Regions from separate parts of the Homo sapiens genome. Here region 2 is linked to region 1. Evidence: read pairs that join two places in POLR2A ChIA-PET (ENCODE). Cell type or tissue: Panc1. All regions are shown on one strand. Links, peaks and the distances in the headings refer to the core of each region. The heading gives the core; the rest is flanking DNA.

Region 1 (16,560 bases), core at 3,017-11,016:
GACACTCCTGGGATGGAAAGAGACATAGGAAGGGACTATTACTAAGCAAGGTGCTTTGATCCCTCTCTCCTTTTCTCCACCCACCCCCTGCCCACCCCTGCTCTTGATTGAAACAAATGATTGTGGTATTGTGACAAAAAAACAAATATAATTTTAATCCAAATTTAGTTCATTCTTTCAGTAAGAATATCTTTTCTTCCTTCTGCAATTAAGCATTCTAATTTTCTTTTTCCACTGCAAAATTGTGTCTTTTAGGTTGGCAGGGCTTCAAGTGGTATTGATTGTAATTTCTAATTATTTAAGCTATTTCAGCGATTAGTGAGAACTACTTCTATGATTATAGGATACTGTTGAACAATGGAGTTCTTTCAAAATCTCATTGGTCAGTTTCAATTTAGTTAGGAAAAAAATCACAAAGGCAAAAAATACAAGTTTTGAGAAACTACCCTTTTTAGCTTCAAACATGCATTTGTGTTCTTCCTATCAGAAGTAGAGTAAAAATTTTGCTGTACACTTGAGAGAATACTTCTTGTGTTGAACTTCTTTATAATGCAAAGATAACTTTTCCTTTCTGAGCAAGTTTTGAAATGCTGAGATACTTTTTTTCCTTTATAACTCAACTCTGGAACCAAAAGTTCCTTCCTTGGATTTGTGAATTCCCAACCCCCAAGAGTATAGTCCAAATTGATTTTGAGCCTTTTTTCTATTCAATAAAAATAGTAAATGGCACTGGCAATATTTGAGTTAGATAAATTCCAGTTAAGGTAAAGTCGAACTTGTTTGAGACCTGCTATTCAAATCATAACCAGTTCGGGCTGGAGGTGGTTCTCTTGCATCCATGTGTTCGAGGGGGTAGAAAGTTTATTCTCAAACTTCATGTGCACATATCAGTTGAAGAAATAAGATAATTATCTAAAAACTGAAAGCAAGAGTTTACTGTTTTGTTTTGGGTTTGCTTTTTGTTTTTTTCAAGCTGATATATTTATAGAAGTGAAATTTGTTATGTGGATGTTTAATGGATATTCAGATGGCAGCATCAGTTTTGTGTTTTTATTTTATGTCTGCTTTATGAGGTCAAATAAAGTAACTGTCCAGCTCATACAGTGTGATCATTTTCATTATTTATCAGATAATATGCATTTATAGTCAGTGGAACAACTGTAAGCTCCAAATATTGAGTACCATTCTTATTAATTTTTCTATACCCAGAGCACAAGAAATATCTCCACAATGTTCAGGATGTAGTAGGCATTCTATACATGCTTAATGTGAATTAACTGAACTAATGGGATGGTTGTTGTTGTTTTATTGTGATCTAGTTTTTTGACCTATAGAAATGCATCAATGGTCTCTTTGATATGTTCTATTCTCATTATTATGCCATTGAGAGGGTCTTAGGATACACGTATTAGGCTTATAATAATAGTTTCTTGAATTTGAATGACTTTAAGAGAAACACTCATATCCATTATTTTATCATGTTCTTACCACATCTCTGTGAAATTAGGAGGTATGGAAACCAAAAGTTTAAGTGATCATTTTTCATCATTATTTACTTGGACACCTAGGCCAGTTCTCCATTTTTTACTAACCATGTGGTGGGCATAATGAACACATTATTAATGTCTAATAAAAAATTGTCTTCCTGAAGGCTTGTTGATTGACAGGGTTAAAACAAAATCATGATGTGGAACTCAGAAATAAAGCTCTGACACCTTTACATTATTGGCATGCATTTTAAGGCTTTATTTTAAGTAGCTATTTTCAAAATTGAAGGTTGGCCTGATGGAAAAGTCAACTCAGGGCTATCTACTTGAGGATTGTTTGCTTGATAGATTAGCAAAACAGTTGCTGGTTCATTCCAAGTTTGGCTTTTTACTGGGTACAACTGAAGGTTGGTATGTACCCACATTGCAAAATAGTTTTAACAGTAAATTCAACAAGATGGAAATGCCTTCTCAATTATACTAATGCACCTATGGTTCAACTCCCGAGTGGGAGAATTGAGAACTGATTTTAAATGAAAAACTTTACATTAAAACACTTATTTAAGGTCTGCAAACATATTAGAAAGAAATGGCCTATCGTTCCTTAAAATTGCTTAGATTTTTTTTCCCCCTGCTTTGCCTATCTTATGGTCTTTCTCATTCTCTTTTTAGCGTCACAAGGCCTGAGGTTCTATTCAGTTACCTCTTGTTTCCATACACAATTTTTGCAGTTGGTTCTGTCAAAAAGATGGTCAATATTTAATTGACTGATGTTTCAGATTTTAGATCTGGAAAAGTCCTGTTTTTTCACCAAAATTTAATCATCCCAATCATTAAGGCTGTCCTTATGTTTGCTCAGATCAAACTTTCATTTCCTAAATTTTATTGCAGAGATAGAGCTTGGCTTTTTGTTTGTTTTATTTTATCTTCTTTCAGTGATGGGGTCTGGCTATGTTGCACAGGCTGGAGCACAGCGGCTATCTGTAGGTGAGATCATGGTACACTGCAGCCCCAAACTCCTGGGCTCAAGGAATCCTCCTGCCTCAGCCTCCTGAATAGCTGAGACTGCAGGTCCATGCCACCATGCCCAACTCTAAGACAGAGTTTATTAATGCCCTCAGAAACTTTTATTAAGACAGTTGAATTCTATTATGCTTATTTTTCTCTAAATGATCTAACCTAAAAATTTCAAGCATTTTTATTCTTCTTTTTAAACTCTGTGATTTTAAAAATCTTGAAACACATCCAACTATATGGTTGACTCAGATTTACTTGTAATTCATTATAACTTCCAATTTTTTTCATCTTAATGTATCAACCCTTTATGGACAGGGACCTTACTTTGTTCCATTTTCCTTTCGTTAATTCCTATCCTGTAGGATGTGCCTGTTATAGTCATAGGATGAGCTTCTTACATAGTTATTTACTTAATAAGCAAATTGATAGTAGTCTGTACCTGTATTTCTTAATAGTGATGACCAACACTTTAAACATTGTTCTCATATAAATGTTAGATAAGTTAGTAAGAGTGGTAACAAAACAATGAAATTTTTTTACAGAACTGAGGGTTATAGCAACTATTGCACAATAATTTGTGTTGAAGATAATGAGAAAGTTATCTCAGTACCATTTTATGTCCACCTTGTTTACCCTGTCTTTTGATATTTGAATAGGACAGCAGTAGACTTTAAAGACTAGCCTTCTGTGGTTATCTTCTTTTCTCCCTTGATTAAATTTTTAAAAGAGTAGCCCGATTCTTAGAACAAAATTTTACCACTTGGTTGGGGCAAAGATATCTTAACCCACAAGAACAGTTTATGTATATCGTAACTGCCCATACCTTACCAAATGAGACTCTGATTCTATGTAGATTATTCTAAGCCTGTTATTTAGAAAGATTCTGCAGCCTTTGAGAGCAAAGCAGTCATGGGATGTATTCCTTAAGTTGGTGATAGGTTTTTGCTTAACATTTTAAATGGTGTCTAAAGTCCCTGTAAATTTAAAGAGTGACTGTTGGGTTGCTAGCCCAGTGATTAAGAACTCCGTAAATGTCATATTTCATGGGTAGATATGAATAACTGTAACTTCTTATCTACAGTGACCTCAATAATTTTTCTCAGTGATGGAGCAGGCATCTAAAGGTTAGCTCTTTAAAGTTCAAAGCTAACTCGGATAGTGAGGCATTGGATCAGATGTGCAAGTGGATTTTTCATCTAATGTGCAGCAATGTCAAAGGGCTTTGGAGTTTGCCTGCCTGACTTTGAATCCTGGCTCTAGTATTTGCAAGCCCTGTGGAAATGCTAGTAAATGATTTAACATTTTTGTGTTTGTTTTCCTATTTGCATAAAGGATATAATTATAGTACTATCCTCGTAAGGTTGTTGTAAACTTAAAATGGTACACTCAGCTTAAAGTGCTCAGCGCTCAATAACAGTCAGATATTATCATTCTTCCTTTTCTATGAGGTATTTCTGTATCTTTTTTTAGCCATCTGCTCAACTTTTCCAGGACATATCTGGCACAGGGACTACTTCAGTCTGCTCCCACAGACTTCCCCTCTCTTCCCTTTCTTCCTTTCCAAACCGGCAGTGGTGTGGAATGCAGTCTTTCTAATTTGTTGTCCCTTTCATTTTCAGGGTTTTGACATTGCTTACTAGGAGAAAACAGACTTTAACAAGCATGAGGAGGTGTTAAAGCTTAAATTCTACAGAGTACTTACAGTTATGATCTCTGGTATGATTCTTGCTTTCTTTGCAGAAATGTTCTTTATTCATTCAAAAATTACCTGCTTTCTCCTTTCTCCATGAAGACCCTCTTTTAGAAGAATCAGTACAGAGTGTGTGTGCTTGTTTGATAGGGTAACAATTATAGATTTTTGCTCCATGAAGGAAAGGTTCCTTTGGGAATTCCTTTGCAAACTCAGCACAAAGTCTGTTATATTAATAATTTCTCAAACTCAAAAAGTGCTTGTGGTTGCTCCGTATGGGACTTCTGAAAAAAAATGTATAGCTGCAATTTGTGGGGAAGCTATACTGAGAAATAGATTGTGAAATTTATCTTTTATAAGGGTATTGTTGATGTTTTTGTTCCATTCGTTGTCCTCTTTTGAATAACTCTTGGGAAAAATTTCTATCTTGCTTTAGTATCAGTTGATTATTGATTTATTTTCCTAAGTCATTGTTCCATCTTAGGACTCATACTATATATAACTGATAAAGCTCATCTTTTCTGATATTTTGCCTTTTTTAAAACCTCATCTTTTTTTTCCCTTTTTCTTTTTAGTGTTTACATTTTGACTTAGTGACTTTATATTTTAAATATCTTTGTAAGCTATCTTAAATAGTTCCTAAAACCAAGGTAGCTGTTGTATTTGTAAGTATTCAAACTAGGGCATCCTAAAATCCATAATTTCTTCACAATAATTATAGTTATTTGTTTATCTCCATGTACCACAAACTGTACAAAAACACTGTGTACAAAACACTGTATAAATCATCTTTTTTAATCTCTATAATAGCGTTATGCAGAAGATATTATTTTCCTTTTTAGGTGAGAAAATTAAGGTATAAAAAGGTTAAGATCACAAAATTATGACCTTAGAAATTAGAAAGTCATATTTTGAATTCAATGGGACCCAGAACTTGGGCTCTAGCCTCTACCATTTCTAATTACTTGAAAAAGGATGAAGTAAATAGGTCCTCCATGTTTTGAAGGCTTATTGACTTATGACTTTTGTATGTTAGGGGCATAAGTATGTGGGCGATCCAAATCTTCGTTGGCAATGGTATTTGAACAGCTCAATGTCCAAGGACTTTAAAATATGTTGGAATAACTTAGCATTATTATCAAAAGTCAAGTTACAGATCAAGGTGAGCGTAATATATAGCTTTATTTGCAATCACCTCTGATAATTTTACCTGAATTTATTTTAAATGGTAGAGTGTGGCCAGAGGAGATTATTAGATGCATCATTACAAATTACAATTTTTGTGAAATTGTGAAATTCAGTAATTGGTTGTGTGAAGAAAGATACTCTTAGGGATAAACTTTCATTGTTATTGTTGTTCACTGTATTTTATTTCATTTTAAAAATCTACCTGATAATTCAGACAGGTGGTGTTCATTTTAAAAATGAAATGTAAATTCATCTGAAAATGAGCTAATATCCTCAAGTGTTACCACTTGCTGTGTCTGAAAGCTGAGTACTTCACCCAGCCACACCTCCTAGTTGTACTGATGAATTGTGAAGGAGAGAGGAGGGAAGAGCAGTTTGTTTTCATCTGTCCTTGATTGAGAAGTCCAAATATATTTTCTTTAGAGTATGCTTTATGGTCTTTCTACAGAATATTAAATTACAAGAGAAAAAAATGTTTCTTCTCTCTTTTTTTGTTCCCAATTTCCTTTAAAAATTTTTTTCCTAACAGTTTTGGAAAGCATTCTCCTTCCAAGCATTTAAAAGCTTTTTTGGCATCAAATGCTGCCAGTGTTAACACTGGCAATTGGTGCAACTTACAATAGTGCATTAAATATAAATCTAATTTTTATATCACTTGCTTAAAGTCGATTTGTGATAAACCCTGTTGGTAATGATATGAATTATATGGTATTATGAATTATTGCATGTGTGCCTCATGCGACTGAACTATATGGATGTAGGCATTTACATGTTAACTTCAGTATCACTGAAGCTCTACAGATTAATTTTTGTTGTGTCTTTGTCAGCTTTGAATAAGGTCATGATGAGTTTCTATGTCCTTGAGTTAGGTAATTTCCTGTCTGGGAAAGAGACACTGAGTAATTAAAATAAATTATTTTAAGCACTTTTTGGAATTTCAAATTAACTTCTGACATAAACCTTTCTCATCTGGATAACTTCTCAGTCTTGAGATTTTTAGTGGCATGCCCTGTTCCCTTCGTGTAATTAGAATATTGCAGGGTATTTGAGCATTTAGCAGGTTTATCAAATGTTTTGAAGCCCCCTGAGGAATACACAGAAGCATAATATTTTCTAAACTTTTCTGGTCTGTCTCTTTTTGTGAACGGGAGCGTTTATTTTGGTTTTAACTACACAGTATTTGATTTTAGTCTGATTGATGTTTCCTCGGCCCTGGACTCTGCACAGTTAGGTTTTGCTTAGAGCACTCACCTTCAGTGAGTCTAACTTTTCTCTTTGCTTCCTTAGTTCTCTAGAGACCTTTTGGCTCCTGGTTTATTTTTTATTGTTGTTCTAGGGTCTGTGCCTTTACCAAATTAGATTTTCCCCTCAATTTAACCTTGCTTTTTAAAACAGAAGGTGAAAGCGACACTATCCTCCAACCTTTCTCAACTTCAGCTGAGGTTCGCATGAGAGAAGCAAGCACTACTGAAAACGACTTCAGTAGTTGTTTTCTTGTCTCCTGAGAGTGGTACATAGGTAGTACCCTTCTGGATGCATAGAAGTGAAATTAATTCACTCCATTAACTGATGCCTCTGGACATTAGAGCTTAATTATCTTGCAGAACCCCAGTTCAGAAGGACAGTAGAACTTGGTTTAAATGGATCCCCCAAAAATGGGTGGGATGGATACTGCTTCCTCAGGGCCTACATTGCACAAGGTCATGTACAGGACATCTTAAGATGGATTATTTCATTTAATATGAGACTTCACTTGAAAAGCTGTGAAAGTAGGGCCAGTGATTGAGCTTCAGTTAGACCTTTCATTATCTTTTATTTATTTTTTAAAAGGCTTACAGGAGACCCAGGCTAAGTCAAGTATGTTGTTTTCTCTTGCAGCTGAAATGATAAATCAAAGACCTTAAGACTGAGCTACCTAGCAATAGAGACCATGTCCATTTTGCACTCTTCTCTATCCTTAGCAAATAGAATTTCTGGCCTATTACAGGTGTATGTTAAATATTTTTGTTAAAAGTCAGATGCAATCTAGACCAGATATACTGTGCATATTCATTCTTAATATCCCCCAAGACAGTTTTATATGCTTTCATTTAAAATGTATACAGATTGTAAATAGAATATGAATCTGGTTATGGTCTGGCTGAGCCCCCAGATCTTTATTAAAGTGGGTGGATAACAATTCAGAGAAGGCTAGGCTTGAGTGGATTTGTTTCATGAACCTGGTGGGTGAGAGAGGCAAGCTTCAACAAGAGGAAGTCTTGTCCTGGAAGTCTGTCACAGGAAGCTCAGATTCTCTGGTTCCTGGGCCTTTGGCTGATGCTGCACCAGGTAAATGAAGAAGGAATTACAATAGGACAGACACTTCTCATCAGGAACTGTCATGAATCACTGCTTTATTGAGAAGAAATTGTTCAGTAATATGAGGAAATTGTTCACTTTTGACATAAGAGTGATCATCAGTGGCACAGTGATGCATGAAATAAAGTATTCACTACTATTTCCCGATCCATTTAAAAATAATTTAGGCTTAAAATGACATCAGAGATATTTTTCTATATTATACATATTAAGAACAATATGACTTTGGTGAAAAGGACTCTAATAAAAACATGAAATCATTTAGAAAATGGAACAAAACTTTGACAAGTAGAAAAGTTTATGATTTCAAATACTATGAAGCTATTTCTAAAAAGTATTAATTATAATAGCATTGCCTTGATTACCTTTGTTTTTTTACCCAGAGTGTGGTATTTTGAGGCATCCCTTATAACTAATTGTACTTTGTTGAAATCGGTATGCCAACTATGTGAGATTACATACAATTCCATATGAATAAATGCACCAGGTAAGAAAACACACACACTTTTTTTTTTTTTTTTTTGAGACGGAGTCTTGCTGTCCCCTGGGCTGCAACTTTCTTCCAGAGTACCTGTGAAAAAAGGGTTAGTGGGGAAGAGTAACTTACAATGGAGAAACATAACAAACACTACCTCAGCCAAGTGATTAAGATCATCACCAACAATGCTAAGTCATGTTGATAGAATGTATCTTCAATTTGATACAATTAAAATAGCACTTCCCATAACCCCAGTCCAATATGTGAAAAAAATCAGACAAATCCCAATTTACGGATATTCTACAAAATACCTGATTAGTCCTCCTCAAAACTGTCAAGGCCATCAAAAAACAAAGAAAGTCTGAGAAATTGTCACAGCACAAAGGAGCCTAAAGACACAGAAGATGTAACATGGTCTCCTGGATGGTACTCAGGAACAGAAAAAGGACATTAGGAAAAAAAAAAAACCTAAGGATATTATCTGAATAAAATATGGACTTTAATTAACAATAAAGTATCATACTGGTTCATTAATTGTGACAAGTATACCATATTAATATGAGATGTTAAAAATAGGAGAAACTGTATGGAGGGTATTGTTCTGCAAATCTAAAGCTGTGTTAAAATTACATGTTTATTTTTTAAAATTGCACATAAAAGATTACTAATTCTAAAATATAAAATATTACAAATCGAAAAGAGAAAAACAACTCAAAGAGAGGGAAAGGCTATTTAACAGGATATCTACAAGAGAGAAAATCCAAATGACCATAAAATTTAACCAACAAACCAAAAGAAGATACTGACCTTATCTAATAAAAATTAAAACATGATACTCTTTTATAACCATCAGTTTAGCCTACAATTAAAAGAGTAAAAATATCCATTGCTTACAAGCATGCAGAAAAATGGACAATCTCCTACATCGTTGAGTGAAGTGTGATTGCTATGACCTTTTACAAAGTATGAATAATATCTATCACAATAAGAAACATACATACACCTTTATCTAGCAATTGTAGTTTCCCAATCTATCCTACAGCAATAAAAGCAGCACAATGAAAATACATATGCATTGTTACATTGTAATGTTGTAAAACAACATTTTCAGTGGTGAAAAATAGAAACAAACTTAATGGCCATCAATAGGGTAATGGTTAAATAAATTATGGTATATATAGACTGTAAAATATCATGCAGTTACTAAAAAGAGTATATGTCTATTAACCTAGAGAGATGCTATGAAGTTATTTTAAGTGATGAAAGAAAATTGTAGAGTAATATGTACAGTGTGATAGTATTTTTAAAACCCTTTCTATGTGCCTCTAAGTTTAAATATTTTTGGAAGCCTGCACAACTGGCTGTTAACATCAGTTATCACAGGAGAATGGAATGCAGCTGTAAATTTAATATCTTGTTATTATACACACACACACACACACACACACATACATACTAAAATAAAATAAAATAAAACCTCAAGCATGATTGCCGTATGTTACATTTAGCTGTGGGATGTTCAGGAAAAATAAATGGCAGAGCTGCAGCAATTGACTTACATGATTGCTGCCTAGCAGCATTTCTGTAACACAGTAAAATGAGAAGATATTCTCCTTGGGATCACCGTAACCTACTTTTTACATTAAGAGAAAAAGCACCAAGGTATTTATTTTTATCAGCGACCTACATGAGAGCAATGAGCCCAGGAAGTCTGTATTTGCTCTCATATAGGTGAGACTGCTAACTTCCTAGAAGTTGGGAAGAGTTCACACCAACTTTTGATAATTCAGAAAAATAGCATTTTAGAAAATAAAATGAAGTCCCACAAACATAAGTATCAAATCATACACAGGGAGGACCCAAAACAAGAAATTCGATTCAGGTGATGTTGGCAGCCATGGGACATGTCTGAAACCAGTTCAATCAGCAAGAGTAGCAGGGTACATTGAAAAGACACAAACCCAACTGGATAAGTCTAGAAAGCAAAAGCCAGAAAATGGAAAATGTAGTAGAACATTTCAAAACTGTTCAATTTCTTCTACACACAACATAGTCAAAGCTTTATTCAGCCACACAAAGGAAACATAGTATCTGAAGCTACTCAATCCAATCTTAAATGTATGGCTATACTTATAATCAAACACTGTTTAACAGAAGCAGTGTCAATGAGTATGTTTTGACAGAAGGGAGGGAGGGAAAGAGGGAAGCAATTAAAAGTAAAGTTGCAAAAGATAATGTTGAAAGCCTGCACTAGGGAAATAGCCATTTTTTCTTTTAAAAAATTTTATTGATACATAGCAATGGCATGTATTTATGGGGTATATGTGATATTTTGATACATTTGTACAATGCATAATGATCAAATTAGGGTAATTGAGGTATCTATCACCTCAAATATTTATTTCTTTGTGTTGAGAATATTTCAAATCTTTTCTTCTAGGTATTTTTAAAAATACAATAAATTACTGATAACTATAGTCACCTTACTGTGCTATCAAACACTCCAGCTTATTCCTTCTATCTAACTGTACTTTTGTACCCACTAAACAACCTCTCTTCATTCTCGCCCCCCATTTTTCCCAACCTCTAATAACCACAATTCTACTCTCTACCTCTATGAGATCTGTTTTGGCTCCCACATATGAGTGACAATGTGTGATAAGGAATGGCTCATCTTTAATTTGAAAGACTATGGATATAGAAAGGCAGACCTTCTTGAGTCTTCATGGACTGAGAGAACAGACAGAAGGAAAATTATATAAATATTTATAGCCAACCTGGTTAACACAGTCTTGCAAATTGAAGGAAAATATGTCCCAGCTGTAGTAAACCTATAGAATGAGAGTTTTATGAGCAATCTTGAAGCATATCCACTGGACTTTATAGTAAGTTCTCTAGACATATGAATATAAGACAAGATGCTAAAAGGAACAGATACAAAGGAATCCACATGCCAGATAAGGATATCAGTGTATTTCAGATTAGAGCTTCAGAAATATTAAGATGACAGGCAAGAGTCAGGCCTCAGAAGTGGCAAAATTACAGTGCTTTCTTTTGTAACCAAGTCTGTCACATGAAGGGTACATCTTAACTCCAAAGATGTCAGGAAGAAACAGAAAGTGTTTTAAAAGTCTTACTTACACTCAAGGCATTTGCTGAAGCAAAAGAATAAAGTAGAAAAGAATAATATGCTGTGACCAGACAAAACAAAAGTTAACATTAAGAGATTAGCAAATGTATCCACTCTGGCTTAAAGACCACTTTTGGTTCTGGTCATAGACCCCTCAAAACGCTTTGAGAAAAAAAAAAAACACACACACACATGAGTTTTCCTAGAAATGTTAAGCCTCCCTCAATGAGGTAATTTTGAGAGAAAAAGGATGTGGGGACAAGGCAGAATAATGGAAGGAGTGCTGGAACAAAAGTGAGAAACCTTAGGTTCTAGTCTTGGCTCTACCCCTGATTCACTGTGACACCCTGAGGTTTTCTGTAACATTCTTTACGACATGAGAGGGGTGAAGTATCCCATTCCAATACTTTAAGTGGTATAACTGAAATGTGTTTCATTTTGCTTTAAATGGAAATTTACTTGTGCTTATGGTTCTGAGTTTGAGCCAGTTTCCCATATTTTCCTTCTGAATAAGGCTATAATAAAATCTTCATTACAAATTTTTGTAATATTTTAAATTCTTACCTGGAACTGCAATGGTCTAGGCAAGTGTTTATAAACTTGTTTTACAATGCACTTTGATCAACAGGCTGGTTACACAAAGACTGATGTACAAAATAGAAAAGGGGGGCTGCATTGGTGAAGACGAGAAGCCAGGGTTTGGAGAACAGGAACAAGGGCTACGAAAGGTCAAGTTCTGCTCACTCAACTTCCCCACTGTGTTTTTGGAGAGGCCCCTGTGGGCTGCTACTGAAGCCCTCAGACTCCTAAGATTAACAGTGAAAGTCAAGGTTCTGTGAGAGGTTTTACCCCAAACAAGTGATGTGGGCACACATATTTGGCAACAAACGTTGAGGAACACAACTCTGTTTAAACCACCGTAAAACCTCCGTTTCTACAGTGAGGGAACTAACACCATTTGGCCTTTAGTTGGTAACAATTAATCACAAATGCCTGTAAAGGACTGAAAAGGCCGCTACAGTGCTCTGTTACAGTTTTCCAGGTTACCCCAAATGTGCTCATGTGAATTTTTTGTTTACAGAACTATTAAAATGAAAATACAAACATAAAACCAAAACCGTGTGACAACTGCAGACCCACAAGAATATGCCTTTCACCCCATAGAGTTTCTCTAACCTCTTTTTGATTAAAACTGATTTCAGAAAGGGCAATGCAATCTCCATTTTCTTTCTCAGAAGTCTTTAAGATATATATTACATCTGTGAAAAGTCGCTTTACTGAATAACTGGCACAGACTTCAATGATGAATACATCAAGAATCTCAGCTTCAGCCCAATCTGTGCCTCTACTGGGATTCAGCTGCTCCTGGGCCTTTAGGGCGACCCAAGGGATTGCTCCCACCCACAGCCCACCTGAGGCCTGTTTGCATGAGTCAATTTGTAGGAAGTCTGGTGTGGAAGCAAGAAAGGGCTACACAAAAGTCAAGATATGGGGTAGCAAGCCCTGTGGATTTCCCTAAGCCATAGGAAGAGAGAGGTGGCAGGCCAGTGGTACCTAAAGGCACAGGAGAACATCTAAATAAAGAAGTCTCTCACCCAGTCAATATTTATGGAGTGCTTACTATACATTCCATGTATTGTTCCAGGCAGTGGCAATACAGCAGTGAAAGAGCCACGGTTTTCTGCCTCTAGTAGGAAGAATAGCACATAAGTAAGTTGTAAATCTTAACAAGTGCTATGAAGGAAATAAAGAAAGCCTGTGGTAAGTGGGGACAACTTTGAATAAAATATAAAGGGAAGACCTCCACAAGGAGGGACATGGGAGCTGACAAGGAAAGATGAGAAAATGGAGTGAGAAGGAGAAAGACACTTCCAGGAAATAGCGAGAACACAAGTCCTGTGGCAGGAGAAAGCTTGGCACTTGCAGGGACCAGAAGGCCGGCAGCATAGTGGGAGCCTATTGAGAGTGGGTGGTACAGCAGGACAGGCCAGGTTCCCTCCCACACCATAAGGGTTTGCATTCAATCCTCAAAGCTATGGAAACCCACGGGATGACTTTAAACAAATAATTTATTTTACTTACTGCTTTAAAATATCACTCTGCTGTGAAAGGATGGAGTATACAAAGCAAGAGTGTGTAAAGGGAAAATAGAATTATCTTAAAGTCAGCCAGGAAGAAAATGATGGTGTCTGGGACCAGGGGTGGCAGTGAGAATGAGACAAGAAAATAGTTTCAAAGTTTATTTTGGAAATAGAATTGCTGATGGGTTGGTTATGGGAGGTAATGGAAAAGGCAAAATCAAGAATGACTCCTAGGTTTTAGCTTAAGTAATTGGATGTATGGTGGTGGTTTAGGTAAGGGGTAAGGGAGAAGTTAGCACAATCTTAGGAGAATAATATGAGATGTTGACTAATATTAACCAAACATTAGCTGGAGATTTCTAACTCTTAAGATCTAGGTAGGACAACCTTGAGATCTCAGATCTATAGCCTGGGAAAGAGTAGATTCCAAGATTTCTCTTTTTTCCCAAGGGCTTAGGATCTCACCATTGTCTTGTGTTTCTGCCTTCTGTGTCCTCACCTCCAACCTCCATTCATCCCTCTCAGCCTTTTCCCTATTTTCTTTTTCTTTATTTTAAAAATGTGTATATGAGGCCAGGCATAGTGGCTCATGCCTGTAATCCCAGCACTTTGGGAGGCTGAGGTGGGCAGATCATGAGGTCAAGAGATAGAGACCATCCTGGCCAACCAACATGGTGAAACCCCATCTCTACTAAAAATACAAAAATTACCTGAGCGTAGTGGCACACACCTGTAGTCCCAGCTACTCGGGAGACTGAGGCAGGAGAATCGCTTGAACCTGGGAGGCGGAGGTTGTGGTGAGCCGAGATCACACCACTGCACTCTGTGTGTAGCCCAAACACTTAAAGAATGGAGAGTTATGCTCAACCTCTTTTTGAGGGTCCAATGTCTACGTAAATTATTTGTAATTCTTCTCTCAGTGAGATTGTTTGTTCTCTTCTCCCCTATTTATGTATTTCTTCAATCACTTATTTTTGTCAATAAGTGCTGTAGAGCAGTGGATGTTAATTTTATATTTTGGGTTCTAATTTGATATTATGTTATTTATTTTAGTGTTCCTCCTTCACCCCACTTATTAACTAGAAGAAATTTTTTCAGTTCGCTCCTGTCTCCTGTGCCCATTTGACATAATTGCACCTCTTTTGTTTTGTTTTGTTTTGTTTTGTTTTTGAGCACTTCCTTAGCTTTCTGGGACTAAAGATACTCCAGGCTCAACTTGCATATTTTCTGTCCCAGTTCTAGAATCAGCCACTTCTCCAAGGAGCCCTGGTTCCTCTTGTTGGATACTGTATTAGAAAACAAACAAGCTAACATTTGGACACTAGATATGCCTGCTGCTGTGGCAGTGTCATTGCCTCAAGGCCACCTCAGCTGATAAAACAAGGAAATGTATCTATATATACATATATGAATATATTTTTCTATATGTAACCATCTGTCTATATTATGCTCAATATGAGTTTATACTAACATCCACAATGCTAATTTATTACTACCTGTGTAATTCTAGCCTCTTCCTCTTGCTCATCTGTAATCTCCCTCCAACAATGAGAAAAACTGGCTTTCCTCAGCTGTCATTCATTTTTTAATTTGTTGCATTATATATATGATATCAGAATTGTTAACCCATACTCGCAGGGGAAACAACTTTATCAACAAGAGTTCAATATTTATGACAGTTTTTTTGCCTTTAGTCTTACATATTCCACTTACTTCCGAAGCTATTTGGGTTAGCACTTTTTGTCCCCACTCCTTTCTGTGAAGTTGTTTCATAATTTTTTAATACAGTTAGACTGCTTTGTCACATTCTGCAGGCTATCCTGGTATCCTTTGAGCTCCTAAATTATATTTTTAAATTTTCATACCTTAAGGTTTACCCTTTGTGCTGTAAAGGTTTGGACCAACTCTCATGTATCTGCCATTTCAGTAATACAGAGGATAGTTTCAATGATCTGGAATATCTCTGGTGCTTCAGTTGTATGAGCCCCCTAACCACTGATCTTTTTATCTTCTCACTACTTTTGTCTTTTACAGAATGTGACATAATTGGAATCATAGAGTAAGTCTTCTCAGACTGGTATCTTTCACTTAGCCATGTGTATATAAGATTAATACATGTCTTTTCATGGGTTTATAGCTCATTTTTTTATTGCTCAATAATATTCCATTATATGGATATATTGCAGTTTGCTTATCCATTCATTTATTGAAGGATTTCTTACCATCTTCCAGATTTTGCTGATTATAAATACAACTTCTGAAAACATTCATGCTCAGGTTTTTGCATGGACATAAATTGTCAATTAGGTAGATACCTAGGAGTGCAATTATCAGATCATATGGTAAGACCATATTTACCTTTGTAAAAAGCTGCCAAAATGTCTTCCAAAGTGGTTGTACCCATCAGCAATGAATGAGAATTCATATTGTTTTGCATCCTTGCTAGCAATAGGCATCATCAGTTTTTAGATTTTTAACTATTCTAGTAGATATATAGTGGTATCTTGTTGTTTTAATTTGTGACTTCCTAATGACAAATTATGTTGAGCAATTTTTCATATATTTATTTGCTATCTGTATATAATCTTTGGTGAGGTGTCTGTTCAGATCTTTTGTCTGTTTTTTAGTTGGTCTGTTTTCCTATTGTTGATTTTTAAGTGTTCTTTCTATATTTTGAATTTAAGTCCTTTATCAAATACATATTTGCAGTTTTTTTTCTCCCAGTAGTGGCTTGTCTTTTCATTTTCGTAACAGTGTCTTTCACAGAGCACACATTTTTAACTTTAACAAAGTCCAACTTATGAATTTCTCCCTTCATAGGTTGTGCTTTTGGTGTTATAAATGAAGTTCATCATTAAACCCAAGAACACAGGTATTTTCCTATGTTTTCTTTTAGAAGTGTTATAATTTTGAATGTTACATTTAAGTCTGGGATCCAGTTGAATTAATTTTATGAAAGGTATGACGTATGAATTTAGGTTCTTTTTTTTCTTTTAACATATGGTTATCTAACTGTTTCAGCACCATTTATTGAAAAGACAATCCTTTTTTTCATTGAATTGCCTTTGCTTCTTCCTCAAAGATAAAATGATCATATTTATGTAGGTCTATTTCTGTACTCTCTATTCTGT
Region 2 (16,560 bases), core at 4,988-12,987, 200 kb after region 1:
AGTCAAGCTGCCTGAGCTGAAGCATAGCTAGGAGTCCAGAGTCACATCTTCTCTGTCCTCTTGTCCTAAACTCCCCAGATGCCAGGAGATGTTCTGTAGCCCAGCTGAGAAAGATTGTGAGGTATGTCTGAGACCTAATCTAAGAGGCAGGGGAACCACAATAAGATGTGCAAACCTGGGACTAGATGCAGAGAATGTTACCATGGGAAGCACGGCAAAACTGTCAGCATCAGATAAAGCCCTGCTTAAATGTGCAGAGGAGATCAAAAAGTCAGGTTGAAAGCACCAACAGCTGAACATGTTGTAACAAAGAAACTTTCTAAAGGTAGAGGGGAACCGTGAGAGAATGCAGCCAGAATCTGAGAACCCCCACAGAGAGTGTCATCAGGAATCCCAAAGGATAATGATGCAAGAAGAGGACTCTGACCTAAGCCACCCAGGGCCAAAAGACTATACTAATTCCTTTGAGAGGAAAGATGAAATAAGACCACACCTGGGTTATATATGCTGTAATTACTGATATTTATCTAACTTAATTGCCAAGTAAATCTGTTTCTAGTTTTACTCTGGCTCTTCTCAAATTAAGTCTTTTGTTTTCCGAATATTACACATAAGATCTCTGTGTAGATAATGTTGAATGGAATGTTGAACTGGGAATGGTTGGCCTTAAAAGATTATCTAGTTATGTTCTTGGTACCTAAAGAGAGACTAGGTTTGAGTGAGCAAGGCCTCTGTATAAAAGATACTAGTTAGATAACATACACCGAAGGAGATACTTGTCCAGCTTGAACATTACCACACACATTTGACATTTCAGAAAACTACTGGTTTATTTAAAGCAAGTCACACGTACATTATAAAGGTGTCATCCTGGCCAGGTGTGGTGGCTCATGCCTGTAATCCTAGCACTTTGGGAGGCCAAGGCAGGTGGATCACTTGAGCCCAGGAGTTTGAGACCAGCCTGGGCAACATGGTGAAACTGTGTCTGTACCAAAAATACAAAAAAAAAAAAAAAAAATTAGCTGGGCATGGTGGTGCACTCCTGTAGTCCCAACTACTAGGGAGGCTGAGGCAGGAGAATCGCTTGAGCCCAGGAGGCAGAGGTTGCAGTGAGCTGAGATCATGCCACTGCATTCAAGCCTGGGCAACAGAGTGAGACTCCATCTCAAAAAAAAAAAAAAAAAAAAAAAAAGAATGGTGTCATCCTATTTTAGAATGAAAACCTTAAAACCTAGCATATTTTGTTCTGTATATACTTGAAAAATAATTTTATCTGATGAATATGTATGATGATCATAATAATTATTTAGTCATATTACATGAACCCTTCTTCCAAGGAAGTGCAAAGCTTTTAAACAAGCCACTTCTAAAAACTGTCACATCCTATTGCATGCAGCAACAATCAGAGAAGCCCTGACTTGGCATTTTAGTATATTAATAGGCTGAGTGAATTCCTAGCTTAACTGAGGTGGGCCCCTTGGAGGATCTTATGGGTGTTTTTTTAGGAAACAAACCAAACATATAAAGGTTTGGTAACATCTGCACCCTGATATTATTCTCAATATGCATCCACAGACTACAAAGCTAAAGCTCCTTCAGAGCCAATAATGCTGCATCCTGGAAAGCAGATCAGCAAATAGCTCAAATTTATTCCCAATCCATAATGCTGACCACACAACAACAGAAAAACAGCTATGATAATGCTATCATGGCGTGGTCAGTTGTTGTAACAATAGCTCAATGGCTTGATAGCCTGAGCAGTAAAATATCTAGGCATCTGAACTTAAAAAAAAATCACAGCAATTTGTAGTGAGAGCAGCAAAAACATATTTGTAACCATAAGACGCTGATTCATTTTCTTGCCTGTTAACCTTCCTACTGGAGCAATTGCTCCCCTGGCTGGATTGCTGGATGATGAAGTGATCAATTTCTGGACACCCAGCAAGTTGCTATGTATTTGAAACTCTCCAGTGCTGGAGTAGGCAATTATTTTCACTTCCAGCTCAGCCTGGTATGTTTAACCGAACTCAAAGAACCTTCTATGGGAAGTGAATGCTTTTTGCCGATGTATTGGCACACACATTTCAGAGATAATGGTGATAGCTCCACAAGTTTTCAGGAACTGTGTTTCTGGACTGATTAATTTTATTCTTGCTCCCACAGCTTTTGGTTCCAGAGGGCCATAGTCTTCATATACTTCAGCACTCCATGAAGGCTTTCTTGGTACTGTTCAAAGTAAGATATAACAAGTTGCTGTGTTGCATACATCTTTACACCTTCATTGCTTGTTCTCCCAGGCATGCTATCATACCCAAGGCCACATGGTGAGATGGAAAGACACTGCATCTGAAGTCAAGGGACCAAGGTTTCAAATTCTCAATGTCCCCCTTGCATGATGGGCAACTGACATATCACTCCGCACTTTGCTTGTTGATTTCTTCATTGAGTGACAGTAAAATGGTTGAGTCTGTTCCCAGCTGTCAGACTGCCAGGAATATCTAGTAGTTTGGTTTCCTCTTCTGGAAAATGACATTAGTAGTTAATGCTACAGTGTTTACTTTGTGCCAGGCCATTTCCTAAGTACTTTACATATATATTTACTCTTTTAAGTCTCATGACAACCCTATGAGGTAGTGTGTTAGTACATTTTGCATTGCTATAAAGGAATACCTAAGACTGGGTAATTTATAAAGAAAAGACATTTATTTGGCTCATGGTTCTGCAGGCTGTAGAAGCATGGCACCAGCATCTGTTTGACTTCTTATGAGGCCTCAGGAAGCTTATAATTATGGCAGAAGGTGAAGGGGAAGCAGGCATGTCACATGGCAAGAGAGGGAGCAAGAGAGATGCCAGGCTCTGTTAAACAACTAACTCTCATGTGAACTAACAGAGTGAGAAATCACTCATTACTTCAAGAACAGCACCAAGACATTCACAAGGAATCTGCCTCCGTGACCAAAACACCTCCCACCAAGCTCCATCTGCAACATTGGGGATCACATTTCAACATGAGACTGGGAGGGGATGCACATCCAAACCATATCAGGTAAATGCTATTATTCTCATTTTGCAGATGATGAAAATGAAACACAGAAAAATAAACTTGTCCAAGCTTGTACAGTTGATAAGAAACAACTTTGAACCCAGGGATTTGAACCCAGGCAATCTGCTCCATAATCTATGCTACACTACCTTCCCCATGGGTTGTTATATAGGTTAGTTGTGCTATCAATGAAATGTGAATAGTAAGACCAATCCTACAGACTTCACAGGCGTGCTCTGTGTATCACAGTCACAATAGATGTGAAAACAATGTGAGATGAGCTGAAAGTGCTTTAGAAACCATAATGTATTGTTACCTTCTCTTCAAAGTTACCAGTAAGCAACCTCACTTTTGGGTTCTAGAACTTCCAGATGATATTAGGTGATAGAAAACGGAATCACTATTTAGTTATTTGAGAAAGTCCATGCCAGGTGCTCTAAAGTGAGTGTCTGCTGTCCAAGTCAGGTGTCTGAACCTAGAAAAAGGCCAGATAAAATTTCCATCAATGAGCAGTGAGAAGTCCAGGGCCAGCCGGGTGGTTTTTAATTAATGATACCAGTGAGGAGCCTAGTTAGATATGAAGAGGTGTCAACACCTTTCCTCACTACTAGGCATAGCAAAGATCCCAAAAGGAAGTAGTGAGGAAAGGTGTTGACACCCCTTCATATCTAACCAGGCTCCTCATAGCAGAGATCTGTTGAATCCCTGTGTCGCCCTGCTGAAAAACAAATGTTTCTGGAGCCTTCACATTTCATGCCCTGGTGAAACATGAGGGCTCTGCAGTAACTACTCCTCCTAAGAAAGTTACAGCATTCAAAGCAGCTGAGACTGACAGCTCATTAAAAAGGCTGTGGCCTCTTTTGGAAAGGCTTTTGCTTTTTTTTTTTTTTTTTTTTTTTTTTGAGATGGAATTTTTGCCCAGGTTCCCAGACTGGAGTGCAATGGCATGATCTCAGCTCACTGCAACCTCTGCCTCCTGGGTTCGAGCAATTCTCCTGCCTAAGCCTCCCGAGTAGCTGGGATTATAGGCGCCTGCCACCACACCCGGCCAATTTTTGTATTTTTAGTAGAGATGGGGTTTCACCATGTTGGCCAGGCTGGTCTTGAGCTCCTGACCTCAGGTGATCCGCCCGCCTCAGCCTCCCAAAGTGTTGGGATTACAGGCGTGAGTCACCGTGCCCGGTCGGCTTTTGCTTGATTTCCTCTGAGCAGCACTGGGGCTCCTGGATTAAATCTGACTTAAAGGAAGAGAAAATCAAGTTGGCATTAACATAAACAAAACCTGAATATAGGCTAAATTCAAGATTGAATAAGAAAAACACATTTAACTTGCTGCTCCTCATCACTCACTGCATGTTTTTCCTAGTTGTACAATAGACAGTCCCTTGCCCCTGAAAAACTATTTAACCTCATAGAATTGCAGAATAGTTCAAGTGGCCATGTTTCCTTTGAACAATTTCTCTTGCAGGCTAGGGGGATGCAGTTGGGTGTCTGCCATCTAAGACTTAAAACAGAGGTGGCACACCAGCAGCCTGCAGTCTGAATCTGATAGTCCCCCTTCCCCCAGAAATTTAATATGTTAAAATAATTGGTGAGTCGTCGCCATGATTCAGAAGTCAGATGAGTTCCTACAAAATCTAGATTGATGACAGGAGGAAATGGAGGATTGCAGCAGCAGGTCCTCATCCTTACATGGGCACAGCCTGGTAAAGGTGAGAGTGCTTATCTCTCCAGGTTACCTACCTGTTTCATCACTCAGCTATCTGCCTAGCCATTATATTCATAGAGCTCCACCTCGGCCCTAGTGACATTTGGGACCAGATAATTTTTTGTGGTGGAGACTGTCCTGTGCGTTATAGGATGTTTAAAAGCAGCCCTGGCCTCCACTTTCTAGATGCCAGTAACATCCTCCCACTCCTCAGCCTCTTACACCCCAACCCCACTCCAACTGTGACAACCAAAAATGTCTCCAGACATTGACTGGTGTCTCCTGCCTGAGGCAGTGAGAATGGCTTCTGGTTGATAACCACTTTGTTAGAGCCTGCAAACTCATAAAACAGTATTGCATATTCTGACACATTAATACTGCTGCCTTCTTAGGCTCAAAGTGTCATAGTGATGAATAATTGGCAAAGTGTGTCTGGATGGTTGTCTTGAAATTTCTGACCAGACTGGAATGTTCTTTTCTTCTAAAAGAGCATTCTTATAATCATGGTCCAAGATTATTGGGCCATTAATTGGCTCTTGAAGGAATTTTACAAGTCACCAGTGTCCTCATTTTATAGGTAAGAAAACTGAGTCCCAAGGAGGCAAATTGCCCAAGATCACATAACTGGCTAGTGACAGAGCTTGAACTGGAAGCTAGATTTGAATTCTTAGCTTGTTACTCTTTCCACATTATAAAACGTTTGAGTTATAAAGAAAAATGTAAGCATGACATACAGATGTCCTGGTGAGTATATTTAACTCTATTTATCATGGCTGCTCTTCTAGGTGACTTCAGGTCCATTGTTATTATTTCTGTATAATGCCATGCTATGGTATCTCCCTTCTCCAAGTAAACTGCTTTGTTAAACAAAATGACACAAACCCAACAAGAGCTTTATTCACTGATTACCTATCTGGATGTCTTAGGTTAAATACTTGGGATTTAAATAATTAATCACAAACTACAATCCTTTCAAACTGTCTATTGCCAAAATAATTCTTCTACTCCTTGGGGCCTGAAAGAATGGGTTCCCTTTGATGTGCAGTATCCATAGAAGGGAGTCTATTTTATCTGGTGTGCCCAATTTATTTGGTGGTCTACTCTTGGAATTTACATCACTGCTTAACTTGGGAAACAAGAATACAAGTAGAACCTCAGAGTTGGGAATTGTGATTCTTCAGCTACATTTTGGGAGGCTGCTTGGTTGGCCCTGAGGGTGCTACAGAGGCTGGTACGCTGTGTAAGGAATCCCAGAGAAGAGAGCCTTGCCAGAGGTGAGGAAAGTGCTACGGTCATTTGTAGGGACACCAACAATGAACTTTACCTCCTGCCTCACAGCCTGCCCATCATCCCTCTCCAACCGGGAGCCACAGCCCTTATCTATTTACACCTGCTTGACAAGCTGCCTGTCACTGAATGACTCTTGTTTTCCCCTTTGAAAATGCCTTGCTGTTCATTCTTATGCAGCTTTTCTGGTGCCTAGGTGCTTGTGGAGAAGAGAGAACATGCCATCTGAGACCCTTGGGAAGGGCCCAGCAATTAGATGTTTCAGGCCTTCCCATCCACCCAAATGTGCAGGAGCTTCTGGCCCAGAGGAGAACAAGGGGACAGGGGCAGAAACTTTGAAAGAGACCCCATTGTTTGCTTTTTTGTTTCTCTCAGTTGCGTGTTTTCCTGCCGCAGCTTCTGATATCTTTATATTCAAGTTCTAAATAACCCCACATTGCCTCAACATATCAGAAAATTACTAGATTTTGTAAAATGCTTTCCCCCAACTCCACTACTACACTGATGATGGTAGAAACCAGAGGTAGCTGCTTTCTTCACCCTTACATTGCATTCTCCCAGTATGGTGGGCTTATAAGGAGGAGAAAGGGACTCTTCCCTTACTTCTGCCATTATTCTTCCCACATGTTGCTTTTGTTTTGTTCTGGGTGAGTATACGGTGGCATGAAGGCTTTTGTCCCCTCCCTGCTTAACCTGCCTACCTTGCTTTTTGGCCTGAGGAAAATTGACTTTTGCAACTCTCTGCTCTGACCCTTCAGTTCCATTTGTGTAAACTTCAGCCTAGAAACTTCAGTCGATGTTCAGGTATTGAAGCCTTTTGGAGAAGTGGGAGGTAAATTGAGGTCCCAGCAAGCAGCTGTCTGTTCTGTCACTTGTCTCTGTGTACATAACACATTTGGTGCCTTTTTTCAAAGATGTTTTTACCTAACCACCAGAGTGTCTGATTAGCAAGGACAATTCCTAGTTTAACAAGTTACAGGGATTTTTAAGCTTTGGTTTCCAGAGAACATTGTCACTGAGGGGATTGAGCTTTGAGGTGAATGCTTTATGTTGTTTCTTATGACAAGGGGTATTTTGTCAATAGTTGTAGCTAGACCTCCTGTAACCATAAATTATCTGGTTACAAGTATCGGGAGCTGCAAAGAAAAATAAACCATAGTCCCTTGCTTTATTTTTCATTGCTATTTTCAGGTGCATGACTTAAGAAAATGGGACAATTCCTTCCATATTTTTCTTTTTAATTTTTTTCTTTAAAGTCAGGAGCTTTGATGCTTGTTGGTATCTAGTCAATAGCAATAGCCAAAAATGACCACTTATTGTTCTGGCCCAAGTGTTCATTTTTAGTTTTTAAGGGTTGTCATTGTTAAGGACCTGTGTTTATAATTCAAATTTCAGAGCTACAGGGAACCATAGAGGCTATACAGTTCAATCATCTCATTTTATAAATGAAGAAACCAGGGGCCCTGAAGAGAAGTGCTTCCTTCCGGTTAACACAGCTCATCTCTGGCAGAGGTGGAGGTAGAACTGGGTCCTTCCCTCTAGACCACGTGCTCTTTTCCATGAACAGTGCAGTTCTCCTTTACCTTCTCCTTGCCTATTTCTGACCTTCTTTCTTCTTTCCTTCTCCCTGCCTATTTCTGTCCTTCTTTCTGGCCTCTCTAAAATGTTATAGGACATGAAATTCCAAAAATCCTGTTAATTAGAGTTTTATTTTTTAGCAGATGGCCTTCAGATACTAACCCTGACTGCCTTAAAAAATAGCCCATATCTTATTGATAGAAATTCTCCAAGCTGATCTTTATTTAATTCACCATTCCCTAGGACCCTTATCCTTTCCAGCTGGTTATTAATTATCAGGCAATATCCTCTTGAGCTGTCTCCATTTCTTAATTACCTTATTAATTGTAATCACATAAATTGATCTCTCTGACATTCTAAGTCTGACTCACTGAGGAAATACGTCTAATATTCACAAGAGACTCCAACAATCTTACTACCTTAACTTATTATTTCCATTATGTAGAATGGTATCACTAGAAGCCAGATGTGACTGCTTAGCTGAACTGGCCTTTATCCTAATCGTAATTAGAATGTCCTTTAACAATTCTCCCTTAGCCTTTCTTGCCTACTTAGACACACATGAGACATATCAGTTCATTTCCTCCCTACCTTCACTCTTTAGTCTTTAAAATAGAAGGAATGTTCCTCCTCATTTCATCTTGTGGTAATTCTTTATTTGTAATTCAAGGCATTTATGAGGAGAAAACATTAATATGAATGTATTTTAGTTTTTCAAGGTTTTTATTGTAACACTGCACCCTAAGGACCTGATACCCAATTAAACATTTTAAAAAATGGTCAAGCTTTTATATACAAAAATAGTCTCTTAATGTGTGTTATTTGAGAACTCATTTTTTTTTTCTTCATGACAAGGTACACTACTATAACCCTTACCTTTTTCCCCAGGTTCCACTTAAGTTTTATGAAGTGACAAGAGTAAACAGGTTCTTATATATAAGTTGGTCATTGTTCCATATGATCCTTTCTATATTTGTATAAGAAATGGTTGATTGGTTGCCAGGCACAGTGACTCATGCCTGTAATCCCAAACCTTTGGGATGCCGAAGTGGGTGAATCACTTGAGCTCAGGAGTTCAAGACTAGCCTTGCCAACATGGTGAAACCTCGTCTCTACTAAAAATACAAAAATTAGCTGGGTATGGTGGTGAGCACCTGTAATCTCAGTTACCTGAGAAGCTGAGGTGGGAGAATTCTTGGGCCCGGGAGGTAGAGGTTGCGGTTACCTGAGATCACACCACTCCACTCCAGACTGGGTGACAGAGTGAGAGCCTGTCTCAAAAATAAAATAAAATAAAATGGTTGATTGGTAGGAAACTAAAGCTGAAGACTAGAATCTCTATTAAAAAAGAGAGTTAGAGAATTCCTATGCATGCTTATTTGCAGGCATATAAATAAATTTGGGATGTAAAATCAGCTCCAAGCAATCAATCAATCTTTCTTTCTTTTCTTTCTTCTTTCTTTCTTTCTTTCTTTTCTTTCTTTCTCTCTTTCTTTCCTTCTTTCTTTTCTTTCTTCCTTTTTCTTTCTTTTATTTTTTTATTTATTTATTTTATTTATTTATTTATTTTTTGAGACGGAGACTCGCTCTGTTGCCCAGGCTGGAGTGCAGTGGTGTGATCTGAGCTCACTGAAATCTCCACCTCCCAGGCTCAAGCCATCCTCCCACTTCAGCCTCCCAAGTAGCTGGGACTACAGGTGCATGCTACCACGTCCGGCTAAGTTTTGTATTTTTTGTGGAGACAGGGCTTCACCATGTTGTCCAGGCTGGTCTCAAACTCCTAAGCTCAAATAATCTGCCTGTCTTGGCTTCCCGAGGTGCTCGGATTACAGATGTGAGCCACCGCACCCAGCCTCCGATCTCTTAGAAAGAAGCAATATAAATTAACAATGCCAATGTCTTTCATGGTGAGGAAAATGGCACAAATGGGTAGATGGCACCAATGGGTAGATTTCTGTTTTGGCTGGGTATACAAAGACCCAACTTGGCGATCCACATGATACATTAAGTCTCTCCACATATCTAAGGGTCTGCAGAACATTCACCAACGGTGTGCTACAGATACCATCTCAAACTATTCCCAACGGAATACCTTGTCTTTTCACCCAACTTGCTCGTTCAGTCATCCAACCAAACCAAGAACTTGGATATCATCCACATGACTTTTCCCCACCCCCTATTACCTGCCAAACTGTCTCATCTAATCAGTCATTAAGTTAACTTATGTTGATTTGGTTCCCTTATTACCTTTCCTCTTTAACCCATTTCTTCTGGTGCTGCTGCTTTGCTGAGTTCCTAGTCCACCCTTTCCCAATCTATTGTGGTAATCTCCCTTCTGATTTCAATGGCATATCATCTCACGTTGAATGACCTACAAGGTCCTCCATGACAAGCCTCATTAGTCTAATGTCTCTACTACCCTTACTCTCATCCTAAACTTTAGCGATGTTGAACTATTCACAGGTCCCCATTACATGTGTTTTTATATCCCATGGCTTTGAATGTTCTCCTCTTCTTTTCTTGGAGTATCATTCCCACATAATTTTATCTGTCAAACTCCTATTCCTACTTTAAGACCCAGCTCAAGCATCTTTTTCTAGAAAGCTTTTTTGGAACCCCAAACTGTTGATCATTCTCTTCACTGGGCCCCCTCTTTAATTTGTACGTACCTCATTATTATACTTGTTAACGGTATTGCCATTGTTTGTTTGCAGGCCTGTATTTCCTTTAAAAATGTAAATTACTCAAAGGCAGGAACTATGGCTTTTCATTTTTTTTTTTTTTTTTTTTTTTTGTCTTCAGCATCTGTCGCATTATCTGGCACACAGCAGATTCTCAGTGAGTGTGTTAATTGAATGATTATGAATAGAGTTCATGATCACTTGAGATTTCACCAAGTTCTATTCTTCTATGATTTATGATGTTATACTTATTTTAGGTTTCAACACTGATTCAAATGTCAGGGGCCAATTTGTTACTTAACCAGTGTTTTTATCCGTCTGCTCAGAAGTGGTAGCTGTTCCTTCTCTGGAACGGTTGAAGGGGGATGGAGCAGAAGCAATCACCTTGTGCAGCAATGGAAATGGTAAAGTTTGCCATCTATAATGAGAGCATATCATGGGCAAGGGGATGGTTTTGGAGTGAAACTGATCTCAGTTTAATTTCAGTTCTGTTTCTTATTCCGTGTATGACTTTGGACAAGGTTATTTGACTTTCCTGAGTTTCACATTTGTCATCTGTAAAGTGGTAATAATAATAACACCTGAATCTCAAATTTGTTGTAAGGATTAGATCAGGTAGTGTGTGTAAAGGACTTACTACAGTTTTTCGCATATAGTGACTTCTCAATAAATGGTAATTGTTATCATTATCATGACTTTTATTGCAGTAGCCACACAAGAGAAAAAAGCATGATACTGCCTTCTGATCCCCAAGGGATTCCTCCTTCAAAGATAAAGTATACTACTGGGATCCTTATTCAATCTACAGAACACAGAAAATTATTTGAGGAACTATTTTCTCATTTCTCTCAAGAATGGTAGCTAACCAGTGCCATCCTTTTTACAGGAAAGATGTTAATTCATGATTTACAAATAGTATTTTAGGACGTTAATTCTCTCCCCTTGAAAACGGCAGAGTGACCCCCAACACTCAGTGGAATAATGGGCTGAAAATATAATTTTAGAATCAGTAATAAAGTTTTCAAGACACTTAGAGACATCTTGGGTTAGCACAAAATAAACGAGAAGGTTTTCTTCGCATGTGTCTTTTAACTGTGTTGTGCTTCTAAGGTAGAGAAGACAATTCTGTGACCAATGGATCAGAGATCAGAAGAGCGATTCAACAACTCACTCTAGGGATAACTTAGGGCAGTCCCTTATGCACCAGCAGCTTCTGTGTATTTATAATGAGGATAACACTCACTCTGTTGATCTCACTCAGCCTTGGGCATTTTAAATTACATCATATATTTGGAAGTGCCTTACAATTTGTAAAGTGCTGTACAAATCTTAGTGATTATGAAGATGATTATTCTGCTTTCCTGCCATCCGGCTTCCTCCACCAGATGCCCCTAATGAGCCCAGATCTCTACCAGCAACTCAACTGGTTCTGAAATGAGGACACATGTAGCTTTGGTTGAAATAATCAACTTTTGTTTATTCTTTTGCTGCTTTCATTCTTGTGAAGCTGGGCTTTCCTTGGCATTTTCATTGACGATTAAAGATCCCAGGTACTATTTCTTTCTAACTGCTCTTCTGAAAAATGTTAAAAACTCATGGCATCTGTCAGCTCCATCAGGCCACTTACTGGGTTCCCAAATCCCAGGGAATTGCCCAGAAGGCCTGGATGAGTGTTTTATTGCACTGGATGGAGTTATCTTCTGATTTGTTTTTGCAGGTCAGAAGCATTAACAATGAATTTAGCTTGCTTTTTTCTCTGTCTTTCCTTCTCTCTCCCTCTCTCTCTCTCTCTCTCTCTCTCTCTCTCTCTCTCTCTCTCTCTCTCCTTGTGACATGGCTATAGAACTGAATATCCATTTGCTACTAGGTTTCCTTTCTGGGCGTTTGTGTACACTTTTCAGAGGAGCAGAAATCAAGGCAGATTCGGTGCCAGTTATTTTAATGGAGAAAAAGATTGACAAACCATCAGTCTTTCTCACTCGCTCACTGCAAGAAAAGATGTGACATGACCTGCAATAGCATTTCAGACCATCTGACTTAAGACTTGAGTTAGTTAGGTTTTATCTCCTCCAAGAAAAATATTTGACCCTTCATTTCCAGCCAAGCTCTTCTATGCTCTAACTATCATGCCATTTCCTGCTTCTTGATCCTGGTTCTTCACTGGGTATAACTTACCTTCCCTTTCTCATTGTGGAAAAGCGAAGCAAAACAAGAAATCATCAGGTAAAGCTCTGCCTCCTCAGTTATTTCCAGACCCCTCCAGTTTCCATCTGAGATTCCCTTTCTCCTTAGCCCTATGGCATTTATTATTCATATGGTATATTTTGAAATTATGAAGAATGTCCTAACTGTGTTTTATTTAGTAACTTTTAAAATAATTTATGAATTCTTTTTCTCCAACCCATATGGCAAGAATCATATCTTAAATTTTCTTTCTTGGCATAAAGTTTTAGCTGGCCTTATTATTACAAGCTTATTATTATTACTATCTATCATCTTCTATTAGTAGCAGTAATGCTTGTGGATTCATTGATAACTGAGGGTCCAGTGGAGACCCTGGATCCTCTCTGAAACCACTTGGGTATGTGCAAGAGTGCAATTAGCCTCACTTTTGCACCAGGAAGAGAAATGTTAAGAAAACAGTGTGATAACGTGTGCTTTTAAATTGGTGAAAGTTGTGAATTTTAAAATGTCAGCATATTACTTCTCTTAATATTTTGACTCAACCACAAAGCTTTCTCTTATTAGGAATTTCAACTCATTATAAGAAACTGAAGCAAGCCCTTTCTGGCTCCCTCAGGAAAAAGCTGAACAAACAGATGGGCCTTGCTAGGAATGTCAATCAACAGGAGCCCTGCTCCTGCCCACAGATGCTGTAAATTTTACAGGGATCCCCCCTAGAACATAGGCCCCACTGCCCAGTTTCCCTGGGGAGCTGCAGCTAGAAATAACAAAGCCAGAGTCTTATTTTACTGCATTATTGCTTTCTTTAGAAGGCCTCATGTCCAGTAGCACTAACATGAGAAGTCAGGCTACTCTTTATGCTCCTGACATTTTCTGCTCCTAACAAAGCTGTAATCGTTACTGTCAAGATTTAACAATTTCAGAAATGGTGCTGATGACCCAGATGCCTTTCTTTGTTAACAAATAATTCCTGTGGCATTAGCTATTCTCCATGTATTGAAGGATTTCTCCCTCACTATCAGATTAATCTCAAGAAACTCTGCAAATATTCCTATATTCAGCAGTCTGTGCTTTGTGCAAATTAGGCTCTGAGCAGAGATTTGTTAAATTGAATTCTGTAAGAAGCATAACTCTATTTTCTGGGTTGGTTTAAAAGATATCTTGGAAGTTAAACATTTCTGTCTTTTTAGGACATTATTTTAATCATTAAGAATGGGCCAACTTGATTTCACAGTGAATTACCCATCTCTTGTCTTTTTCTCCAGAGTTAGTCATTTCTGCCAAAGAACAATGAGTCAGGAACACCTTGTCATTACCCAAATGGTTAGGATGTCCTGCTTTGGAGATATTGCATAGTTGAACCATATGAAATTGCTGATATTTGACCATTTTTTAAAAAGATGGTTTTTTAAAAAACCATTTAAAAAGACCATTTACAAAGATGGCAGTTTTATATGGTTCCACCTAAGACATATTTTCTCCCTTGTTTGGTAAGAGTTAGCCAGACTCCAAGATGTGGACAGAAGAGAGGTGCTTCCCCTTGGCTTCCCCCACCATCTCTGTGTCAGTGAGGAAGGGAGAAGGTTCAGTGCCCACTCACCTCTCACTTAGCTTAGTAAGAACAGAGGAAACATGGTGATGTCTCAAGGGGCTTCATTTTATGGACAAATGTATCAGTTGGGGATTTTTTAATGGTCACACCTTTTCAATAGCTCGTCGTTTTATTATTACTTCTTCTCACCCCTTTTTCCCCAGTTCCTATGCAGTTTATCAGCCTCTATACATTTAGATGGCAACGAAAATCATGCTTTTAAGAAGCTTCTAACAATCAGCATATGACTTCAGTCGCTCTAAAGCTTCCCTTGACAGTGTCACGAGGAATTTTCCCTTTAGTCAAAGCTAATGAAAATAAGATGTTGTGGGAGCTGGGCAAATCTAGTTTGTGAACATCCAAGAATTCTTTCATGATTTCATAACAGCAAAGGTATTATGTCTTGTGTTCTGAACCCAGGGTTCCCTTCTTTTGAGAAGGTAGCCCATTATGTATGAGTGTGTGGACCCTGGAGTGACTTCGGGAGAGGGTGAAGAGTCATGGGTGCTCAGCATCAGGAGAGGAATAAGGAAAGCAGTAACTTCTGTGCTCATCTCTGTCACTTGGATCCATGCCACTGCATATCTGCTGGGATTTTCTGCCTGTGACAATAATAAAATACTAGATCAGGAAGTGACCTTAAAAATAATCTAGGACAACAGTTGATGACACTTGCAAATCAGATAAAAATTATGGATTCCATTTCCAGGAAAGATTTTTATGTTCAGTTTTAGAAGGTTTATGTAGCTGAGGGTGTGGACTACAGGTTAAGAAACCTTGACTCAGGAGTCCTATCACCTTATTTTACACATGAGAAAACTGAGGACCAGGGGAAGAGACTAAAACCCAGTTTAATGATTCCACATCTAGTTCTCCTTTATCTTTCCTTAAATGTCAGATTACCTCCGTTACTCTTGTTCCCTTTCTTACACACAGAACTCCATGAAACCAAACCGAAGGAGGAGGTAGGAGAAGATGACAAAGGGGAAGTATGTGGCATCCCCCACTTCTAAGTTATGCAACCGGGAAACACAGGCAGAGCCTGTACCAACAGCAGTAATGAACTCAATCAACTTGTTGAAAAACATTTCAGTTATTTTAAACAAAAATACTACATCATTCATGTTTTCAGTTATTTTAGGCAAAACACCAAATCATTCCTGTTTTTCAGTTCAATCAATCAGCTCATGCTGTATTGCAGTTTATTCTCCTTGTTTTTATATACTCACCAGCATATAAAAACATGCTTTTTAAATATGTTTTTATTTATTTTCTGCAAGTAACTAGCTGAATCAAAGGTCAGAGTTTAAGGAGATTATTTTGTTGACAACATTACATATTTACTGAATCTCATCTTTATCCTGGCACTATCCCTGCCTGGTGGGTTTATAGACAGAAATGTCACAGATTTGGAAGGCTTTTCAATGCAGAGATTACTATGGATTAAATCCTTGTCTAACTGGTTTTGCTTTTTCAGCCTTAGATGATAGTGATATGGAGAGGAAAGATGGGGATATAATCATTCATGGGCCAAAGTTTGTTTCTTATCACACAGTCAACATGTCATTGGCAGAAGGTGGAACAGTCACTCCTGACACTTTTCTGCTTCTTCTATAAGAGAACTTTGTTAGGAGCCAGAAGCCCCTCATGGCTCACCTAATCACTGGCTCTGTAAGTGATCTGGGATAAAGGAGGCCTCAGAGTCCCCCAGTTGTAAAAGAGGAAAATCAAATATGCCCATCTGGAAAGTTTATACAAGAGATCAATAAAAGCCTTCTTCTCCCAAAACAAACAAAACAAAACAAACCTCAGGGGTAGCCACGGAGGGTAGGAGAATTCACACCATTTATTATAAGACCATGTTTCAGCCTTGTATTTTTCCTTCAGGCTCATGGTGAGACACAGCTCATTCTGCAGCCAATGTTGCCCCTTGTTTGGGAGTACCTTGAGCAGCGTTTCCCAGACTTATGGCTGTTGTGTATCACCTTCATTAATTTTGCTGGAATACTTTTCTTTCTTTAAATTGATTTCGGCTTTTTTTTTTTACTTTAGTAAATTTTTAAATGATAAATAAAATTAATATTGCTTATCCTAAGTAGTGGGTGATGATAAAAATATATTAAAATAAAAATGGTTGTGTACGTCTAAAATCATGTTGCATGCAGAATATTGTGCCTTCCTTTGAGATACCTGTTCTTACAAGTCCCAGAAACTGAGATGTGAGTCCAAACTTGAGGACAGAGCGACGACATGGACGTCTACAAATGTGACATGATGGGGTAGTTTTATCTCTAGGTGCAAGTCAGGGGGAGGATAATGAAGAAAACTGTCCGGCTAACACTTCAAACTGCTGACACTGCATAGGTTCCTTAGCAGCTCCACAAGGACCTGCCGAGCTGTCCCACGCCTTCACATACACCCCATTGAGGCTTGAGTTTGCTGTAAAGGTATCCTAACAGCCTTTTCTGGCTCTGCCCAGCCCTGTTTT

The links. Peaks named below come from ENCODE experiments on the same cell type or tissue, not always from the same donor. Only the 100,000 strongest peaks of a DNase experiment are listed, where the experiment ranks them.
Region 2: POLR2A ChIA-PET joins it to region 1 with 11 read pairs; 4 of 35 experiments call an interaction of 5 or more read pairs at or near these places.

Annotation. Positions count from the first base shown.
Region 1 is chr5:96,121,777-96,138,336 of GRCh38, forward strand. All of the region lies in intron 1 of LOC101929710 (a long non-coding RNA gene), which reads left to right. It also overlaps a transcript of CAST not described here. Among named protein-coding and RNA genes, the nearest start is that of MIR583, 51 kb to the left of the region's middle. In Panc1, for the core only: no CTCF peak of the experiment used is centred there; no DNase peak of the experiment used is centred there; H3K27ac peaks cover 4,584 bases.
Region 2 is chr5:96,316,310-96,332,869 of GRCh38, forward strand. LOC101929710 (a long non-coding RNA gene) reads left to right here. Exons shown (of 5, transcript NR_130776.1): 3 at 2,164-2,235. It overlaps LOC107986365 (a long non-coding RNA gene), which reads left to right and starts at 10,708. Exons shown (of 2, transcript XR_001742457.1): 1 at 10,708-12,520. LOC124901034 (a long non-coding RNA gene) reads right to left here. Exons shown (of 2, transcript XR_007058881.1): 2 at 14,118-14,674. It also overlaps a transcript of CAST not described here. In Panc1, for the core only: no CTCF peak of the experiment used is centred there; a DNase peak (open chromatin) is centred at 8,602; H3K27ac peaks cover 2,669 bases.